2 separate regions of the Homo sapiens genome follow, and region 2 is linked to region 1. The links are chromatin loops, found by intact Hi-C in ENCODE. Cell type or tissue: lower leg skin. All regions are shown on one strand. Links, peaks and the distances in the headings refer to the core of each region. The heading gives the core; the rest is flanking DNA.

Region 1 (3,043 bases), core at 282-2,781:
AATGTTCTGGTATTAAAGGGAACGGTAAAATATCAATGTAACAGGGTAGGAAAAGTCTAAGATTTATAATCAGAAATACACCATTTCAAACAGTGACCCGTACTAGTAGTATGACAAGTTACAAGTTGTACAAGTTACTGACCTTTCTAGGCCTCGGTTTTCTCACCCATAAAATAGAAAGAAAAAAAGCCCACTTTCCAGCATATGAGTATTAAATACATCATATTCGCAAAGTGCATACGTCCAGACTATACTGGACATTCAATAAATATTATTATCTCTTCCACTCTTAACTCCCTACAAAATTTTATTAGAGGCCAGGCACGTTAGCTCATGCCTGTTATCCCAGCACTTTGGGAGGATCACTTGAGGCCAGGAGTTCAAGACCAGCCTGGCCAACATGGCGAAACCCCGTTTCTACTAAAAATACAAAAATTAGCCAGGTGTGATGACGCATGGCTGTAATCCCAGCTACTCAAGAGGCTGAGGCACAAGAACCACTTGAACCCGGGAGGTGGAGGTTGCAGTGAGCCGAGATCACACCATTGAACTCCAGCCTGGGCAACAGAGCAAGACTCTAAAAATACAATAAAATAAAATGAAAAAAATTTTAAAAATTGATTAGAAAACGAAGTTCCCCTGTCAAACAACTCTTTAAGACAACCCTGAACTCTAATAAATTCAGATGGATACATTATAATATCAGATACAATATTTTATCAAATTAAAAGTTGATTATGAGATATCACTAAGAAAGAGAAGTGCTACCAATATAATTGTATGTTGCTATTAATTATATAAAGCATCATAATTTCAGAAATGTTAAAATATAAAATATGTGCATATTTTTGTAAAATCAATAAAATACATTAAAGTGTCTAGGATTTTAGATAAGCTTGGAAATACAACAGACACAAGAAACAGAAAACAAAGAGACCCGTATTTCCTCCTATTGCTTAATCTCTTATCTTTGGAGGAAAGAAAAATCATTAAGGTGCAGGCCTGAGAGTCAAGCAATTGCTCAGTTAAGAGTTCCTTTAAATACCAGTTTACTTGGTTTATACCAGTGACTAGATACACAGAAACAACATTTGAGGGAAAAGGCATATGGAAGGAAGAAATAAAGAGCATTTTGTGTTTTACCGCCTTCTTTAAAAATCTTAATTTCAAGGTTTTTTAATACTTTGGTTTAAGTACTTAAGGTATGTAGTTCTAAATCTATAAGGAGATTAAATGGTAGTTTTCAAAGCTTGTAGAACAACACACACATAGAGCACTCCTGACCACTTAGTTATGTAACCTATAGCGACATTTAGTGGTGGTGCCCGCAAATTACAACTAGGTGTCCCAAAGGGGTAGGACAATTGTTTGTATAAAATGACTCAACAAAATTCTCCTTTATCATAGTGTGAGTGATGTCGCATAATCCTGCCCAGAAGGTTATTAAGAGGTCTTCTGGAGGTGGTGCTAGAGGTGGTAGAAGCTATGTCATTGCAATCTTACATTTGAGAACTAAACACTGACCTTTTTCTTCTCTTGCCCAAATTTGTATCTAAGGGGACTGGTGGGTTACACCCTACAATCCATAATGTCTCATCAAAGGGGTTTTATTTAACCCTATATAATGTGGCTCACTTTCCAACCTGACTCTGGCATAACATCACACGACAGATAAAGAAGGAAATCAAAGTAGTTCAAGCCCAAATATGTTTTATTTGCCATGTCCTGAAATAGTCCTGCAAAGCTGACTGATTTGGGGAAAATCTACATTCTGAAGAGAATCCCCTTGCTTTTCCTTCCTTTTTCCTGATCTAGGAGAAAGAAATCAACTCTGATAAGAAACATTTATAATCTATTATCTCTAAAGTCAGCTCTCTGGAGACCTCCTCTGCATAAGATAAGGGGTTGGTTGGTGTCCACAACTCCTTATCTTAACCAAGACATTCTTTTCTATTGAGTCAAGGCCTTTAAACTCTTTAACTCTTTAAACCAATTGCCAATCAGAAAATCCTTGAATCTACCTATGACCTGGAAGCCCTCGATTCCAGTGGTCCTGCCTTTCCTGACCAAACCAATGTATCTCTTACAAATACTGGCTGACGCCTTGTGTCTCCCTAAAATGTATAAAATCAAACTGTATCCTGACCACCTTGGGTACATGTTCTCAGGATCTCTTGAGGGCTATGTCACACGTCACTGGTCTTTGATATCTGGCTCAGAATAAATTCCTTCAAAATATTTTAGAGTTTGACTCTTTTCATTGACATATTTTACATAGTTTGGTATTTTCTGCATATGCTTTTCTCCATAATAGAATCATGGTGCTGGAAGAGACCCTAGGGACTATCTAATCCAATTCTCCCATTTGCAGATGATAAAGCTGTGACTCAAATATGCTAGCCAAAGGTCACACAGCTAGGAAGGGGCAGTTTCAGGCCTTGCCAAGAATTCTAAATGCATTGCTCTTGCAATTAAATGGCTTTGTCATTCATACAGCGCAGATTAGAGTATTGGCTATAGTTTTCAACGCTTATTCATTGAGCATTTAATATAAAATCAAGTATATTAAAAAGATATTTACGGCTCTGTTAGAAAGTTTAAGATGAATTAGGGATTAGTACATAAAAAACAAAGTCCATGAAAACTAATAGTTAAACATACAGTTTTGACAACTCTACGAGATAGATACAGTTACTATGACCATTTTACAGTTCAAGAAATTGAGACAAAGTATTATTGGTAACTACTAAGTCCAAAAAAAGAAAAAAACTATAAAAGTTACATAGAAAAGTAAATGCAATCATATTGTAATACATGGCTCAGCTGTTAAGTGATAGTAACACAGGCTCAATGATAGAAGCTACAACTTTCAAACAATCATGTTTGGAAGACAAGAGGGGAAGTATGTGTTGAAGAACAGGGCGAGGGAGACAGAGATAGGGGATGTAAGAAAACTCATCAGTTTCTGTAGAAGGCATGAATAGACATCTAAAACTAGCTGGACATGGTAGCTCATGCCTGTAATTCTGGCACTTTGGGAGGC
Region 2 (2,772 bases), core at 1-2,500, 380 kb before region 1:
AAAAATTAGCTGGGCGTGGTGGCGGGTGCCTGTAGTCCCAGCTACTGGGGAGGCTGAGGCAGGAGAATTGTTTGAACCTGGAAGACAGAGGTTGCAGTGAGCTGAGAACGCGCCACTGCACTCCAGCCTGGGCGACAGAGCAAGCCTCCATGTCAAAAAAAAAAAAAAAGAAAGAAAGAAAGAAAGAAAGAAAGAAAGAAAGAAAGAAAGAAAGAAAGAAAATTTCCAGATTATCTTCCCATTTCTGTCCTCAGTCAGAAGACGTCCTAAATCAGAGATTTCTAACAGCATCTCTGGAAACTGCAGAAATGCTACACCTCTGCTTACCTCCTTAAAAAAAAAAAAAAAAAAGAAAAAAAAGGTATTGTATTGAGAGGGCAAACAACACAGAGAAGACAACTCAGAGTCAACTCACTTCTTTGGTATGTGAACAGACAGAAACTCCAAGACTCCAAGATAAGTACCTTCTTTGAAAGTGAGTCCCACATGCTTAGTAGATTTCACAGTTAAGGGAGGAAAAAAAAATCAGTATTTTTGAGGAAGGAAGATCCTATTTCTCTCGCAATGAAACAGTGATATTATTTCCTGATTTATCAGCATCCATACAAAAAGTTAATTTCCATTCTGCTTGATTTGTCTTAGATGCTGCTTAAATATTTCATACTAATTCCTAATTGTTGGAGGAAGGGGATTCTGACTCAAATAGTTTACTATCTTTGGTTTCCTTGGAAGAAAAACAAAGCTAAGATTTGTCATCTTTTGTCTTGGGGATGTGTTGTTAGCAGTTTATTAAACCACAAATGACATTTCGGCACATAACCTGGAGAGTCAATTAAAACTCTTCTATGAAATAAATCTTTACTGTGTGGGAACTGAACCCAGGACATATTGAATGTAAAGAATGTAATGCATACATTCTTTATGCATTAACTTTTTAGCTACATCTTCCATGCAGTTCCTAAACCGGACAGTAGATGGCTCCTCGTTCCTTGTCTTTCAAAGAGTTGGCACTTTGTAGCAGTAACAGTGCTGGTTTAGAAAAGCAAAAGGATAACTAGAGTTATGGGGAAAATATATTGAGAAACTGGTATTTGTGATCTTGGCATATTATTGAACTATACAGCTCATACTGTACAGGTGAAGACGTACTGGCTAATAATGCCATTTGGTCATAATGCCTTACATTGTAGGTGCTCATCTATAATGAGAATTAAATATTTCATTTTCCTGGAAGAATAAAAATGATCTTCTGGATAATCAAAATCATCATTACCTAATTGAGTGCTGTCAAAAAGAACTTTCTGGGATACTGAAAATGTTTTTCTTTTGCACAATCCAATACAGCAGCCACTAGCCACAAGTGACTTACTTAGCACTTAAAATGTGGCTTATTGCAACTGAAAAACTAAATTTTAAATTTTGTTTAATTTAAATAAACTTAAGTTTAAATATTCCCATATGACTAGTGGCTACCATACTGAACAGCACAGATATGAGTAGCTGAATCATCATTTATACAAGGTAGATCTCAACCCAAATTAGATAATAGCATGTGGAGAACATTCTTTAATGAAAGGTTTTATTTTTCTACACCTAATTCATCTCAGGAAAATGATCTGATACCTAATGAGGATGTTTATTAAAAAGTAGAGTTTTCTATTTATATTTTAGTATATAACATGGTTACTGGGATAATTTTCCAGCTGTGAGTTTTTGAAAAACTATATTCATCCCTTCCCATTTTTCTCTTTTAGATCAATAGAAAGATATTGGTAGTCCAGGCTAATTTGTACTTTCTCTGGGTTAAACTAATTTTCTAAGCAGGGTTTCCTAATAAAGTTTGAATCAACTGAATGATTTCCAGACATAGGCATATCCTGAAATGAAATAATAAATATAAACCTAAGAAAAAATGATTGTTGAAGACAAATTTAAAAATTTAGTGGATAGTAATATTGATTTAATAGGCCAAAAAATAATCTGACACCAATCTTTTTGATAATCATTTTTAATATTCATACCTAAAGAAAAACAAAGCAAAAAGCAGTTTAATATTAAATTTCTACATGAATTCATAAATAAAAAAGAAATTTCACTCTCCTCTCTTCATTTCCATGTACCCAGAAAGTAGGTGAACACCTAACTGCAAATCACTTGTCCCTTCATTAGTCCACCTCTAAGACAGGGTGTAAATGCATGAAGCGATAGTACAACAAAATAAAGCAGTTATGACAGACCTAAAGAAACTCATAAATCATTCTGTTCAACTCCCCACAGTCGTTTTATAGACACTGCAGGCATAGAGAAAAAATAAATCACTGATTAGGGCTCCAGATCAACCAGAACCCAAGTCTCCTTATTTCCAAGGCAGAAATATGCCACAGCACTAGGCTATAACATCTGTCACTTTAGGATAAGCAAAGGTTGCATGGATCTTTTTTGTAGTTTTAACTGGAGAATCAAAAAGGACAACTATAGGTCTGAAAAAGTGAGGGGGGTGGGCTGGCAATACCTGAATTCAACTACTACTAATAAAAATCCCATAAATCTTAAACAGCATTTTTAACAGTGCAATTGGCCTCTTTAAGAAGTCACAAAATGTTTTCACAGCTTTTTCATTTATTATGTGTGGCATCAGAATCAAGTTTCCCAATCCCTGCTTCAAGGATTCTAGATTCTTCTCCCAAGCAAAGAAAAAGACATTCCATTCACCCATCTCCTTTCCAAGGAGGTGCTCTCCTGGGGCTATCCCAATGTTCCTCCCAAGTCCAA

Evidence for each region. Peaks named below come from ENCODE experiments on the same cell type or tissue, not always from the same donor. Only the 100,000 strongest peaks of a DNase experiment are listed, where the experiment ranks them.
Region 2: a loop joins it to region 1, with 12 times the contacts of the local background. A loop is called at or near these places in 106 of 110 quality-filtered maps.

What each region holds. Positions count from the first base shown.
Region 1 is chr4:81,843,566-81,846,608 of GRCh38, forward strand. No RefSeq gene overlaps it. Among named protein-coding and RNA genes, the nearest start is that of RASGEF1B, 370 kb to the left of the region's middle. In lower leg skin, for the core only: a CTCF peak has its summit at 1,294; a DNase peak (open chromatin) is centred at 1,326.
Region 2 is chr4:81,466,605-81,469,376 of GRCh38, forward strand. All of the region lies in intron 1 of RASGEF1B (RasGEF domain family member 1B), which reads right to left. Among named protein-coding and RNA genes, the nearest start is that of RASGEF1B, 3.9 kb to the right of the region's middle. In lower leg skin, for the core only: a CTCF peak has its summit at 1,034; no DNase peak of the experiment used is centred there.